Regions from separate parts of the Mus musculus genome. Here region 1 is linked to region 2. A link is a loop called in an ENCODE intact Hi-C map of the cell type or tissue named here. Cell type or tissue: left cerebral cortex. All regions are shown on one strand.

The links. A loop is a pair of places that touch in the nucleus more often than their neighbours do. Peaks named below come from ENCODE experiments on the same cell type or tissue, not always from the same donor. Only the 100,000 strongest peaks of a DNase experiment are listed, where the experiment ranks them.
Region 1: it touches region 2 in a loop (2.8-fold over the local background); 2 of 42 quality-filtered maps call a loop at or near these places.

Annotation. Positions count from the first base shown.
Region 1 is chr3:95,491,390-95,499,389 of GRCm38, reverse strand. Arnt (aryl hydrocarbon receptor nuclear translocator) reads right to left here. Exons shown (of 22, transcript NM_001037737.2): 20 at 5,530-5,692; 21 at 4,777-4,943; 22 at 2,150-4,086. The coding sequence ends at 3,997. Ctsk (cathepsin K) reads right to left here and starts at 180. Exons shown (of 8, transcript NM_007802.4): 1 at 54-180. In left cerebral cortex, CTCF peaks have their summits at 3,035 and 4,907 (motif pointing left); DNase peaks (open chromatin) are centred at 4,283, 4,910, 7,115, 7,603 and 3 more places; H3K4me3 peaks cover 119 bases; H3K27ac peaks cover 2,043 bases.
Region 2 is chr3:95,621,126-95,629,125 of GRCm38, reverse strand. Ensa (endosulfine alpha) reads right to left here and starts at 4,146. Exons shown (of 4, transcript NM_019561.2): 1 at 3,950-4,146; 2 at 2,252-2,377; 3 at 419-585. The coding sequence starts at 4,006. It also overlaps the pseudogene Rps10-ps1. In left cerebral cortex, a CTCF peak has its summit at 3,869; DNase peaks (open chromatin) are centred at 1,128, 3,813 and 4,218; H3K4me3 peaks cover 4,693 bases; H3K27ac peaks cover 4,584 bases.

The sequences.
Region 1 (8,000 bases), 130 kb after region 2:
AGGTTAATTGGTAGGAACAAGACGCTAAAAGATCCAGAAGTTAAAAATGTTACCTGCTGTTGAGAATCTGTTCGCTAGGCTCTTTTCGGATAGGAAGCGTGGCTACTGTGAGCGGAAGACTAAGGGTGCTAGATTTATTCGGTAAGGATTGCGGAAGTCAACTCCAGCAGTGGCTGGAAAATCTGGATAAGGGAGGGAGTCAGGGATAGGATGAAAAGGAGGAGGGGTTAGGGAGGAAGGACACACATTTGCACAATGTGTGTATACAGTATCATATGCCAGTGTGGATAGCTGCTAAGTGTTTAGTTTCATCTGACTGACTTTGGGGGGCAAAAATAAGATAGCACAATATTCAAATTGAGACTTTGGTGGGAGATTTAAGAACACAGCCCTAGTTGTCTCCATTCTTCCTCAAAATGTCTGACTGGCAATTTCCATCTTTTCAACTCATCTAGTTCTGACCCACCTCCTTACTCTGCACCATTTCCAACGTTGTGTCAGATCCTCTTCTGAGATGATGGGGGTGGAGTGAGGGAGAGGGGAGGAAAGGCTAGAAATGTAAGGCTCTAATTTAAACATTTAAAACCGTTTTGTGACTGTTTGCTATTAACTGCTTCTGGGCATGGAGTAGTTTTTCTAACCCATTATGGCTGTACATCAAGGGAGGAGCTGCCCACAAAGTCCAGGTGAGATGGTTCAAAAGTGGCCAGAAAGTCACGTGTGTGAGACAGTGCAGTAATCCCAGATATTCAGGAAGCTAAAGCAAAGCCATCACTGGCTATGGGCACACCTCTGTCCCCTCAACATACACACTGGATGGCAGGGGTGGATGGTTCTCTGTGAGGTCAATGCCACAACAGTCTACAGAGTGAGTCCAAAGTCAGCCAGAGCCATACAGTGAGACGTCTCTAAGTAAGAACTTACTTTCAAGGTCAACCTACTCTAGGCAATTTAGTGAGATCCTGTCTAAAAATAACAACGGCTGGGGCACCAGCCCAGGAATGGCACCATCCACAGTGAGCTGGGCTCTCTCCCATCAACCACTAAGAAATGCCCTACAGGGCCAGGGAGATGGCTCAGCAGTTAAAAGCACTGCCTATTCTTCCAGAGGTCCTAAGTTCAATTCCCAGCAACCACATGGTGGCTCAAAACCATCTGTAATGGGATCTGATACCCTCTTCTGGTGTGTCTGAAGACAGAGATAGTGTACTCATATACATAAACTTTACAAAAAGATTCTAGTTGCTTAAATGGAGGATAAAAGTAATTTACAAAAAGCTAAAAGAGGGTTGAGGAACATGACTCAGCGGTGGTGGGCTTTCCTAACATTATGAGGCCCAAGGATCAACACCCAACATGACAGTAAGGAAAGACAACTGACCCAATGTAGCACCTAATTATTTACAACACTTGAATCTACATTAATGGATACACGTGGGACTCTACTGCTAGACTCTCGGGTGGTAGAATGTCTGATGAGTACTGCATCTCAATCATTAAAATCCCAAACTAGGTCCAGTTACAAGAGTCTCCAAGCGCTTCCCCAAAATCCAGGCATGTGACAGATCATAAGAGTCTGACTTGGCCAACCACACCCTAAACTCCATTTACTTCCATAAACACATGTGAGGAATTAGGAAATGAGGGACTGTGAAGCACAAAGGATATTACCACAAATATAGATTCAGTTCCTAGCTGGATTCCTGGCACAGACCCCAGGATTTCTAGACCCCAGGATCTCAATGTACCACCTGAGTAGAGAGAGCCCAGATCCACATCTGAACTGTTTAAAGCTCACAATCCCTTCATCTCCTTTTAACTGGGAGAACACACTGGGGAAAGACATCAGGATGCCCCATAGTGGCTTCAAATCCAAGAACACTCCCCAGCAACTTCTGTGAGATGAGACAACCCCCACTCCCAGACAGTGTGAGCAGTAGTCTACTGACTACTCCTGATGTGTCAGGATCAGGTGGGTACACGAGAACAGGGCTAAGTGACCAGGGCCCTGTGAGCTCTGAGTCTTGAAATGAAGATTCAACTACGCTCTGTGCCTGTGTGTGTCGAGCTCACTTATGAATGCTTAGTTGTGCATGTCTGTAAAGGGGTCAGGGAGCCGCAATCAATAATATCACACAACACAACACAATTTATAAAAGAAAAAATACTTTGTTTTAAAATCTTTGCTACATGTCATTATTTTTGCCACAGTTAAGGCTTAGCACAGATGGGCAACAAGAAAAAACAATCAAAAATAAAACCGTGAAGGAAAAGCAGAGCGAGCCCCTCAGAGAAGCTTCTCCCCGCCCCCCCTTCTTCAGAAGCCCTGTAATAACTGTACATTATAGTTCAGATCACAGTTAAAAACAAGTCGGTTATTAAAAAACAAGTATTTTATTGGAAACCCAACTTTTTGGTTCAGTAAAATGTGATATAAATATATATGTATACTGTATGTGTGCACATAGAATAAAAAAATAGCCTCCTTTTCCACTCTACTGCCTGGCACCAGACTGGAGACAAACGGAGGGAAACTTAGTAACATTCCCTCAGCCTCTCCACGAGCCTCTCCTTGCCTGGGCTCCTCATGCCCCATCAATACACATAAGAGGTCTTTTCCATATTAACTTAATCTTTGACAGGAGCCAGTTTAAGGAAAAAAAAAAAAAAAAAGGCTGTTGATCTAGGAGACTCACCTGAGGACGGTAAAGGGTAAAAGCAGTTACCTGCATCTGCATTTCTATGGCTATAATTATCAAGTGACCCTGTTGGGATTTAAGTCCACCTAACACAGACTTATGTTTGTGCTCTAAAGCAAACCCCAATTTCAAGATTGCAGAAGGAGCAAAGAACACCAGACTTCAGCAGACCTAAAACTGTTTTGGTGACAGGAAGGAGAGGCTACTGTGCAGGAGGCTATTTGGTTTGCATACTCGTCAGTGAGGACTTTCACTCAAGATAGCTAATCCAAGAAGTTGAGTTTCCATGCAGAAATAACCTCTCCAGAAAAACATGTGTGACTCTGACAGAAAAATGCAGCATTATCCTTGTGGGCAAGTCTGGGATTTCTGACAGTGTTCATGTAGCCAGCCTATTTTGGTAATATCTGCAGCTCTTCCCAATGAGTTGAAAGCACCAAAGAGCAGGAGTCATCCAGCTTGATCACTGTGTCTGTAGGAGACCAACCCTAGCAACAGAAGGCTGGGGGTTGGCCTAAAGTTCCATTTTGGCTGGGTATGAATTTAAGTGCAGCAAAGACTTAATTTAAATACTCTTTGGCTGCAACACTAAATAGAAAAATACCTGAAAAAATTAATTTTCTTAGGACACTTTAAAGAGCAAGCACAAAGTCAAAGAAGATCTGGGACAAATTTTGCATATACTCTATAATAGGGAACAAAACATAGGAGCTCAAATGCCCCCCTCACCCCATCTGTCTCTGTCTCTTACTCTCTCTCTCTCTCTCTCACACACACACACACACACACACACACTCACTCACTCACTCACTCACTCACTCACAAAGATAAGTGTTCATGCTCTCTCTCAGGCCTCTTTCTGGAGACTGCTCACGTCCCAAGGCTCCACACACCCCTACTGTGTTTCATGATCCTCAGTGATGAGGGCATTTCTCCTTTCCTCCACTCCATTCAGAATTTCTATCCAAACAAGCCACAGTATCCAATTAGTGCCTGTCAGATTCTTCTGTTCTGCCCCTTGACTCCAGCACAAATCATGTCTGTGCAACTTCTGGTCAGAAGAAATAAGGACAGGAATTCAGGCCTCACCTATCCTCAAAATTTCAGAGGATCCTAAAAGCCTGGGAAATTCATTTAATTTCTTCTATAACGTTTCTTCAGCAAGTCAAGGGGTGGAAAGGGTACATATCAGGGGTGAGGGAAGGGAAGGGAGAGGAACTTTTATTCTGTTTACAAAAGATTTGCTTTTAAAAACAAACAGTGATTTCCCCCCACCCTTATCCTCACCCCAATAGTTCTATTCGGAAAAGGGGGGAAACATAGTTAGATCAGGAAATTCTTCATTGTTGTAGGTGTTGCTTTGGTCTCCCAGCATGGACAGCATTTCCTAATGAGAAAAAGGGTAGACTTGGGTCACATACCCTTATTTTAGTGAGTTCCCTTCCAGGACCCCCTTCCCCCACCCACACCACCACCATTCCTGAGCCGCACAAGTCTGCATGGCGAGTTCTCTCAACCTCCCTCTTCTGAGAACTCTTTCCTCATTCTCTGTTCTATCTTCCTCTGAGATCATTTATTTTCCTCTTTTCTTGTACTCAATATTTTTAACTGAAGAAATATGCATGCCAACATTTCATTTAACTCCTACAGGCACATCTGAAATGTGCCTAATCACATCTGTTCTCAATCAAACCCTATGTTGCCTTCCTTTGGTCTTTCTGACTGGCTTCTCTGAGATGACCACATTCAATCTTGCAGGCCCCTCAAAGGAAACAGATACTTATAGCTATGATCAGTATGTTCTACTCCATATATTTTCGTATTCTTCTATTTAAATCCATAACTACTACTTTGAGATGTAAATCTCTGTATAAAATTAAAATACCTTTCTTTAGCATCTTTGCATGTTGCTTCCCATCAGTACCTCTGCCTGGTCTGGTTACAGGCTATGTTTATAATTGCTTCAACTGCTGACATGCATCCTCTGTCTCATTCCGTTCAGCCCTAACCAATACCATGTGCTTCTTTCTTCCTCTCTTCCCTGACCGATCTCTCTCTGAAGTCTTTACCCACTCACTTGAAAGACCTCAGGCTGGCTAGGTGCTTGTGCTTGTGTCTGCTGAACATGCTGCTCACTGGAACTAGACCGATGATGGGGCTGCTGGCCCTGCCACTGTGGCCAGACACCCACGCCCTCTGCTGTCCGGGCCTGGAACTGTCCTGTGGTCTGTCCAGTCTCAGGAGCTAGAAATAAGAATAAGCATTTATAGTTGTAATGGAGAGGAGAAACCAGCACACAACTACGTGTAAGTCAGTAGTCTCCATATGCTACCTTCTGCTCTTCTCTCTGCTGGTCAGGGCTGCTTCTATTTTCAAAACTCAGTCTCACAGTAAGTTTCATTTCCTAGATAGCATTTCTGAAGAATTCCTTGTTCATTTACATATGCAGTCTATTAAGTAAGATTGTTATACATATTAAAATGATTCACATGGTCTTTAACTACAGGAGTTAAATGGTTTTCCTATACCATGTTTTTATAATGATTCTTAAGATTCTTACTGTCTTGTGTATGGTGCATGTGAGCTCATGGTGGCGTCAGCTCTCTCCTGGATATGAACTCAGGTTACCCGGTTTGTGTGTCGAGCACTTTGCACAATGAGCCATTTCAACAGGCCCTATGCAAGGCTGTTTAAAATCAAACAGACCTGGACCATGCATTTCCTTATAATTCGGTCAGCACATGCAGGACGCAGGGAAAACAATCATAACTGCCAAGTCCTCCTTCTTTAGTAGTTTGATTTTCCTGTTATCTCCCTTGTCTGCACTTACGAAAGTTGGAGCCACGGTTGGGGAGAGCAGGGTAGGCAGCAGTACCAGATGAGGCAGTGGGAGCACCCGGAAGAGACATAGCACTGAAGGAGGAAGAAGTCTGAAAGTTGTTCACACCAAATTGGGAAGAACGAGTCTTGGCTGTAGCCTGGGTGGGCACCTGCTAAAGGAAGGGGGTACAGAACAAAGGATTGTTAATCGTGTACTGCATTCCTGTAAGTCGATACTCATCAACCACTACCTTCTTCCAAACCCAACCCATTACCTGCTTCTAATGTATACTTCTGATTAACTCCCAATTCTTCCTAAAACTAAATGTTTTAGGAAACTAAAATAAAAGTGAAAAAGAAAAAAACAAAGAATTACAAATTGTGATAATTAAGCTCACTGGATCATGAAATGGGAAAGAGACACTGACATACAAGAGGGACTGGTTGGTAAGAGGGAGAGGCATCACTGGTCTGGAGTAGAACACGTTATGATCAAAATACACTGTATACGGGTCAGTGTGGTGGCACATGCCTTTAATCCCAGCCAGCACTCGGGAAGGAGAGATGAAGGCAGATAGACCTCTTGTGAGTTCAAGGTCAGCCTGGTCTATTAAGTCAGGTTAAGGACAGCCAGGACTCTGTTATACAGAGAAACTCTATTTCAAAAAGACCAAAAAACCCAAAACAACACTATATAAATACATGAAAACATTATTAAAAACCCATTCCTGGGGCTGGTGAGATGGCTCAGTGGGTAAGAGCACCCGACTGCTCTTCCGAAAGGTCCAGAGTTCAAATCCCAGCAACCACATGGTGGCTCACAACCACCCGAAATGAGATCTGACGCCCTCGTCTGGTGTGTCTGAGGACAGCTACAGTGTACTTACATATAATAAGTAAATAAATCTTAAAAAAAAAAACTATTCCTATATATAATCAGCTCATAAATTATGGCAATTAATAGAAAGCATAACATCCATGTGTGTCCAAGTTCAACATACATGTACAGGCTATTGTGCACAAATTAATGGGAACCAGAGATCAACATGTCTTCACTTCATTTGTGTGTGTTCATGTGCATGTCTCTGTATAATGGTTGCATGTACACACAGATGTCAATAACACTGGGTGTTTTCCTTTATTATTTTCCACATTATTATTATTATTTCTTTTTTCTATTGTCTTTGGAGTCAGGATTTCTCTGAGGTCATGGAACTCACTCTGAAGACCAGGCTGAACTCAAACTCAGAAATCTACCTGAATTGGCCTCCCAAGTGGTGGTATTAAAGGTTTCCACCTTATTTTTAGTGTGCATGAGTATGTATGCACATGAGAACACATGCATGCTCTGGCACGCATGTTAGAGGACAACATGCAGGAATTGGTTCTCTCTTCCCCCCAAGGAGATTGGGGATTAAACTCAGGTCATCAGGTCAGGCTCAAGTGACAAAACACTTTCCCAATGGCGTCATCTCTCGGGTCCCAATGGTAGAGTGTTATAAAAGAGAAACCACTCACTCCACACTGCACCCGTTTCTAGATCCTTTTCCTAAAGGCACAACCATTTTCTTTTTTACTGGAATCCCTATGTGTTACAGAGGAATTTGGTGGCATCTTAGGGAGTTCACACCCACACTCAGTTCTGAGTGCTTCTCTTTTGCTCTTGACTTTAAGTGTAAATCTGCAAAGGGTTGTTTAATATAAATTCTAAATCTGCCTCAAAAAGAATAGAAAAAAATTGGAAAAAATAAACTAGAAATGAAACCTCACTGTTAACCCCACCAGAAGAGACTGTTACTTGGCACAGTGGACAATGTCCTCTTTTATTTTCCATTATGCTATTTTGGTTTTGTTCTGTTCTTTCTTTTATGAGACAGTTTATCTCTCACTATGTGGCCCAGGCCCATGCTCCTGCCTCAGTCTCTTTGTTGAAATTAAAGCTGTCCTTTCTCACACCCATTTACTGTATATTGATTAAGAAACTAGTTATTGCCTCTAACATTTTTTGTGAGATACAATAATTTCTAGAGACCGTTTTAAATCCACAATTTAAAAAGTAACTCCAAGGGAGATAATATATGCATGCTTGATTATGTCACCAGTATGAAAACCATGGTAGCAGCTGTCATCAACATCACGGCACATCCTGACCAAGAGTCATGGGCAACATTCCTGAGTATTTTTACACATACACAAAAAAGCTATAGAGAACAATTCTGGAGTCAAGTTTGAGTTTTCATTTTTTTTTAAACTTTTCTAAATTATTATATAGACAAGAGAAATACATAGTAATAAATAAATTTAACATATTTACTATATATTATATAGATGGATACTATATTTTCATAAATAAATGAATATAATTACTAATTTTCTACTTTGGTACTATATTACATAGTCCTAAACAAAGACAAACTCTTTGAATTTACTCCAAACAAGCCTGAGACCAAAGCTGTTCAAACTGCTGTGAATGAGCAGTTC
Region 2 (8,000 bases):
CAGAGGCCTAAGGGACAGCACACTTAGAAGCACAGAGAGCATCTCCTTCACTCTACCTTTCTCAGCATGTCAATTCAGCCTTGGGACACTGAACCTGTCACACTGCTCCACGATAGCCCGTCTAAGGACTTGCTCCTCCAACAGGAGAACTTGCATCTTCCACATTCTCACCACAGGAAAAGCTGCAGCACTCTGCACTCCTAGTCTTTCCTACTCTTGGGTCTCTACTGGGCTATCATGAGGGTGTACAAGTTTCAATTTACCCAAAGAAATGAACTCAGAGCCCATCTTCAACCTAAGCCCCCAGCAGAATGTCTCCCCTGGATGGCAAGCTGAGCTCTGACTAGGTGCCCATTCCCTGCCTACAATATATAACAGTCCAGTGGGTGAGGAAGGGGAAGAGAGGGGCCCAGGTTACCCCGCAAGCTTGCTGGTGACGAGCGAGGACTTTCTCTGGGGCAGGTCCTGTGGGGTGGGGATGTGGTCACCGGTCACCAGGTTCTTGTCTGCTCCTGCACTTGGCAGCTGCTTGTTCTTCATCTTGGCTTTGGCCATGTTGTAGTCTCCTGAGTCAAAGTACTTTTGCTAAGAGACAGGAGCGAGGTTTAGATGAATGTGCAACCTTGGTGTTCTCCAAAAGCAGAGACTCACTGTCTACCGTCAGCATAAGCTCCCACCTACCTCAGCTGTCTAAGTATTCCCCATGCACACAGTCCACATTACTCACTTGTAAGTTCATTTCCCAGCATGCTCTGACCTTGTCAGAATATAAGCAGATTACTAGCAGAAACATGTACCTTTGTTGCATAAGGGGCAGCTGTGTCCCTGAACCTAGGTGACAACTCCTGTATCTTTTGTACCTTACTGAGTACTAGAAGGTTCAATTACAATCACTTACTTCATTCGTAACAGCTAGGTGCCAAAGCAATACCTTGGTGCTGGGGAAAAGCATGAATAAGACTCAAGAAGAATCAATCTGGGTCTACCAGCAGCTAGAGACCAACCAGAAACCGACTATCAGAGTTAGAAAATATTCTCAGAGCAGGATTAGGCACTGGGCTTGCTCGTGAGGCAGTGAGCTTTCCAGACTCCCACCACTCCCACACATGTTCCATGGTGAGACTGTCTGCCTACGCCTGGCTCGCCTCAAGAGGAGCTGCAATTCAACATCACACTGTCATCTGTGACTAAGACTGAGCACCTGGGATTCTCCACAGGAGGCTGCTTCTCTCTCCATCTCATCTTTACACTGCAGCTTTGTCCTTATAATCTGCTGTCAGCTCATGGTAGGGAGAAACCTGACCACGAAGGAGATGGCTGTGAAGGCAGCCCTCCACTGCTAAGGAAGGCCATTCCAGCTGCTGTTTCTTCACTTTTGTGGCCTTATAGGTTAAACCCAGGCTAGACAAGTGCTTTCCCATGAGCTACATCCTCTATCATTCTGTACAGGAAAAAGAATTGTCTCTGTGTTACTTTTTTTTTTTGGAGACAGGTTTCAAAAAACCCTGGAACTCACTATGCAGACCAGGCTGGCCTTAATCTCAAGAGATATACCTGCTTCTGCCTCCTGAGTACTGGGATTAAAGGCATGCGCCACCACTGCCCGGCGGCATGCACTTTTTTAATTTTTAAAGATAATTACAAAATCTTTTAAAAGAATTATGTTTGTATATGTGTCCATGGAAGCCAGACAACCTCCTGGAGCTGGAGTCCCAGCTGCCTGATATGGGTACTGGGAACCAAATATTGCCTTTCTGGACACAGCAGCCCAGCTCTCTCAACTTCTGATCCGTCTCTCAAGCCTAGCCTTGGCTATTCTAAAACTTACTATGTAGCCTAAGCTGTTCTTGCATGTGTGGTTATCCTCCTGCTTCAGCTCAGGCGCTGAGATCACAGATGCTAGCCAGCACACTCAGCTACAATAGTCTCTTGAGGAGCATGGTTAGTGTGTAATGCCAGCTTTTAACAGACTAAAGAACCTTATTGCAAGTTGAACTATTTGGGTGTTCTGTATCTAATATCCTTCCTTCAGTCCCCATCTGCCACCTACCCAAATGCCCACCATTAATCCTTCATTTCCTATAGTTAGAAGGGAAGTAACATCATTGCAGAGATTCACATAATTTGCTTTTCTCTTTCCAAGTTTCTAATTTATCTTTACTACTGCTAAATAACCAAAGCTACAGAAAAACATGCAGTAGAATGTCTACGGACTTCATCCAAGGTGCCACAGTATAAGGGTGTCCCATACCCCTTTCTGGAGTCTCTTCATGAGGAAGTCGGAGCCTCCAGGCTTTTGTCCTAGGCTTGGATATTTGGCCTTTAGCTTTGCCTCCTCAGCTTTCTCAGGGAGAATCCCTTCTTTCTCCTGTGTATCCTGAAGAAAACACGCCAAGTGAAATTAATGGCTGAAAAACAATGACTTCTAATATCTGATAACCTTTGTATTATCAAATTTTCTTAGAGGTCTACCTGTTTGTAATTATGCTATCTACACTCTGTTCTGTTGAGTGTGTGTATTATTTAAGGATTTATTTATTTTATGTGCATGTATTCTGCAGACTCGTATGGCTATGGCTGTGTACCACATGGATGCCCAGTGCCCTGAGTTCAGTCTGGGCCCGGTTTCCTAGACTGAACTGTACATGGTTGTGAGCTACCATGGGCTGGGAACTAAACCCAGGTGCTCTGCAATGAGTGTTCCTAACCAATCTTTCCTGCTCCTCTACTCTTAAAAGCTAGACCTTTGTTCAAATGCCTAAGCTCAAGATAACTGTATCAAGCAAAGAAAAACAAGTTAGTTCTTATATTACACTCAAGGAATCACCCGTGACCTGTGAACACTAGGTTAAAGGTAGTATCTCAACATGATACTTGAACCATAGAGCAAGCCAGAGCTCACTCAGGAAAGATAAAAAAGGAACTACTAGAGTTCCTGGCTGTCCTACAGGTCAGGGGAGCTTTTGTCTGCTGAGAGGCTCCCTCCTCATTCACACTCTAAGAAGCAATATGGTCTCACTGTGGAGGACGCTAGGCATGTGGCTTATTCTAAAGATATTTACCAGAGTAATATACTTGAAAACAGAAATCAACATGCCATTAGTTTTTCTTGTTGTTTTTATTTTTATATTTTCTGAGAGAGGGGTTCTTGGTGTATATTAGGTTGGTCTTGAACTCAGAACTCAAGAGATCTGCCTGCCTCTGCCTTCCAAGTGCTGGGATTAAAGGCGTGCGCCACCATCTCCTGGCTAGTGTATTTTCACTTGACAAACAGGGTCAGAGATAACACTAAGTGTATTTAATGAGTCCCTGAGCTCAGTGTTAAGTAACTCAAATATGGTGTCGAAGAAGGGGTTTGGCACTAGTGTTTTCATAATGCGATGGTGGGTGGACCACATCCCACTGCGGAGAAATTCGAGCGGATCTATAAGTCACTGACGGTGAACAACAAACCATCCCTACCAAACAGGTCTAAGGAAGTTGCCACCTGAACTTACCCCATGGTAATAATTACTCTTTTCCCCTCCCCCAATGCTGGTTCATTTTAAATGTCTTCACTTTGACCTCTATCTTGCTGTGGATGAAGGATGAGCTCCAGTCTGGTATTTATCTTTACTAATCAAACATCTCATTTACAGCTCTGGACCACCATCCAGCCCCCTTTCATTCGCCTCATCTTTCCAAACACCCGCCCACGCCAGAGCTCGCCCAATTATAGAACGGCTTCCATGAACTGAATAGAGGCCTACTGGCCAATAAGAAAGGGGAGCCCACAGATTGACAATCGGCTTGACTAATCGACATCAGGGCACTAGGCCGCGCCGAAATGCAGCCTGCGCGACATTAGTAGTGGCCAACCCCTGTACAGCCTGAGGCAGAGGCGGCCAATCAGCGGCAGCGGGGGCGTATTCCGCCCGCGCGGCCACCCCCGGTCCCCCCTTCTCCTCACCTGCTTCTCCTCGCCGGTCTCCTCCGCAGGGTTTTCTTCTTCTTGTTTCTGGGACATGGCAGAACCGGGACTGTGTAATGCAGGGCCCGGGAAGTCAGCCGGAAAAGGGAAGGGGGAGGGGAAACGGGGACAACCTGAGCTGCTGCTCCGGCTCCTGTCACTATGGTTGCTCAGTCAAAATGGCGGCTCAAGCCCGTGACGTTGAGACCGCCCCCTCCTATGAGAGCCAATGAGAGTGGGCTTGACGGGGCAATGATGTAACGACACACCAATAAGCGTTGGCCGGAGGTGGGCGGATTCTTTAGAGCGACAGGCAAGCTAGAACACCAACCGGGAAAGAGAGTGAGCCACAGAACCAATTAAAAGCCTGCATGGACCTTAGGGGCAGGACAGCAAGCTTTGGTATTTTTGCTTCTTGGGTGGGCTGAAGCTGTGTTCAGTTTATTAGCCAGATCCTGGGCAAGTCGCTGAATGTTGCATCCGAGCCGGGTTAACATAGAAATCCTTTATTCTCTGGTGCAAAGGCTCAAGCCTTGAGCGGTGTTAGAACAAGTTACCCACGACCAAAAATTAAAATTGGAAGACAAACTGATATTCAGCAGTTTTCCAGGACTCAGTGCTAGCTTGTAGGAGACTTGAGTTTTCTTGTAAGGTTTTCATTCACACTTTAGTCCTTATGTAGGCAATTATAACTGTTAATGATGTATTTATAAAAACATAAAGGGAGATATGTTCTATGGAGTTGTGGTGAGTGTTGTGATTATAGAAATATAGAGAAGTATAAGGTTATGTTCTATGGGGGTGTGGTGAGGTATGGGGTAAGGGGGTGCCTCAGGCCCATGCCAAGGCATCCCTGCCCCCTGAGGGACCAGCCACATGACGGTATAGTATAGAATAGAGTTTATTCAGGGTATAGGGAGGGGAGTTAAGAGAGAGGGTAGTAGTGAACCGGGCATGGTGGAATCCCAGCACCCAGGAGGCAGAGGCAGGCGGATTTCTGAGTTCGAGGCCAGCCTGGTCTACAGAGTGAGTTCCAGGACAGCCAGGGTTATACAGAGAAACCCTGTCTCGAAAACAAACAAACAAACAAACAAACAAACAAACCAGAGAGAGAGAGAGAGAGAGAGAGAGAGAGAGAGAGAGAGAGAGAGAGAAGGTAGTAGAGGCAGAGAAAGGCAGAGAGAGGGAGAAAGTAGCCCATGGCCACATGGAGAGAAAGGAGAAGGGAATGGGGAGAGAGGGGGAAGAGGGGGAACTAAAGGGTAAGAGGCAAAAGTAAGAGAGAGAGGAGGGGGCAAGCAGCCCCTTTTATAGTGGGCCAGGCCTACCAGGCTGTTGCTAGGTAACTGTGGGGGGTGGAGTCCAGACAGAATACCAACAGTGAGGTATGGGAGAAGGGGGTACCTCAGCAGGCCCATGCTAAGGCATCCCTGCCCCCTGAGGGACCAGCCACAGGACTATAGAATAGAGTATATTCAGGGCATGGGGAGGGGAGTCAAGAGAGAGGGTAGTAGAGGTAGAGAAAGGCAGAGAGAGTAGAGAATTATAAAAGTAGAGGCAGCCGTGAGCACGTGGGAAAGGGGGGAAAGGAATGGGGAAGGACAAGGAGACAGAGGGAAGAGCAAGAGACCAAGAGGGCAAGAGACCTAGAGGGGCAAACAGCACCTTTTATAGTGGGTCAGGCCTTCCTGGCTGTTGCCAGGTAACTGTGGGGTGGAGCTTAGACAGGATGCTAACAGTTAAGGGTCACTCTGTGGAGACATAATTTCTTGAGTTTAAGATGGTAGTTCTAGGCACATGGTAAACATTTAACACATATTAAATACCAGCTAATGTAAACAAAGCCATAGTTCAATAATAGTTCTTAACCTGTGTGATGGTTCCTGTCTATAATACTCCCACAAAGGACGCTGAAACAGTATCTCGAGTGTGAAGCAAACCAAGACTACACAGTGCAACCCTGTCTCAAAAACGAAAGGCAACCAAAGAAATAGAGTAGTTCTTGAGCATCTATCAAGTAGATAGGACTGTATTACTTTTATATGAATACACACATAGGGCAGCCTCCGCCTTTCAAATTAAGCCATTATCTCATCATCTCCTCCTCCTCCTGTTCCTCCTCTTCCTCCTCCTCCTCCTCCTCCTCCTCCTCCTCCTCCTCTCCTTTTTGGTTTTTCCATGTAACAGTTTTGGCTGTTGCTGGAACTTACTCTGTAGACCAGACTGACCTCACAATCATGGAGATCTGCTTGCCTCTGCCTCCCAAATACTGGGTGGGGTTCAAGTCTTTTTTAAAAAAGATTTATTTTATGTATATGAGTACACTGTACCTGTTCTGATTGTTGTGAGCTTTTTTTTTTTTTTTCTTTAAAGTTTATTCAATACAACATAAACTCCAACTTCACTGAGGTGGCTGACCACGTCCACGACCAAAGCCGCCTCTAAACTGGAACTCAGTGGCCGAGCCAGCCCCAGCCTCAGTTTTCTTGTCAGCTCCAGGGGGCACAGCGCTCCTTCTGTAGGTGTCTCTGTCAGCCTCCCCTCTTGTGAATCTTGCAGGTCGCTCACCCTCTGGACCTTTGGGCCGAGGCCTGCCGGTCTCGGGACGGCTGCGGCGCAGGGTGGCGGGCACGATCTCCGGGGGTAGGTGCAGGTAGTCTCGGGGACACTGGATGCCCTCGTTCGTAAGGTACCAGTAGAAATGTCTCCAAGCAAACTGTTCCTTCACGTAGCCTCGAGACTTGAGAGACTGCATGGCCTTCATTACATGAAGGTTGGGCACATTTTTGTCTGCCAGCTCGGGGTGCTTAGGCATGTGGACATCCTTTTTGGCGACCATCACGCCCTCCTTAAAAAGGAGTTCGTAGATGGCAATCCGATTCTTCTTAGGCATCAACATCGCGGCGGCTGCAGGGTCCGAGGCGGAGGCTGGAAAAAGTGTCGTGAGCTTTCATGTGATTGTTAGGAATTGAATTTTAGGACCTCTGCTTGCTCTGGTCAGCCCTGCTCGCTCCGGTCAACTTCACTTGCTCAGTCCCTGCTTGCTCAGGCCTAAAGATTTATTTATTATTATACATGAGTAGACTGTAGCTGTCTTCAGACAAACCAGAAGACAGCGTCAGATTTCATTATGGATGGCTGTGAGCCACCATGTGGCTGCTGGGATTTGAACTCAGGACTTTTGGAAGAAAAGTCAGTGCTCTTACCTGCTGACTTGAACCTCATAAGAGTGACATTAATCAACAAGTATTACATACTTATATTCTGAGAAACTGGCCTAACAGCTGAGCATCAGCCCATTCCTGGATTTATTGCAGTTGAGAGGCATGGGCAGAAAGGTCACAAATTCAAGGCTATCTTTGCCTACATAGTGAATTCAATGCTAGACCCTGTCGCAAAACAGGAAAAAGAAAAAATAAGGAATGGCTACAGGCACTATCTCCATAGTAACAATTTATTGCTCTCTTGTGGTATACTAAACAAAATATAACAAAGTCTATTTAATAACAGTACTGCCCATGACTTTTTCATTTTTTGAGACTGTGTAGCCCCTTGCTGACTCACTATGTAGACAGGGCTGGCTTTGAACCCCTAGAGATCCACCTGCCTCTCTGCCTCTACCTCCAAGTGCTGGAATTCAAGGGACAGGCAATAATGGTTTTGGGTAACTTTTTGGTCAGACAGGATTGGGGGCTGTTGCAGGATTTTCCCTGTCCTATTACATTACTGCAGAGGAGGTCTGTGATTGGACAGGAAAAAGGGGGCGGAGCTAAGAATTGCAGAGAGAGGGAATGCCCCAGAGGGTAGGGAGAAGAACCAAGATGGCTTTGGACATGTATGTACCTGTGTGGCATTTACCAGTCACAAGTAGCTATGATTTCACAAGGTTAGAAATATTGGGATAAAGCTTTTATCATTATCAATTGGCTCTGAAATTATTGCATTGGCATCTTGTAAATTGTGATATTATTGATATATAAATCTGATTGATTAATTAAGCTTTAAGAGTCACGATTCTTGGGAGGCAGAAGCAGGCGGATTTCTGAGTTCG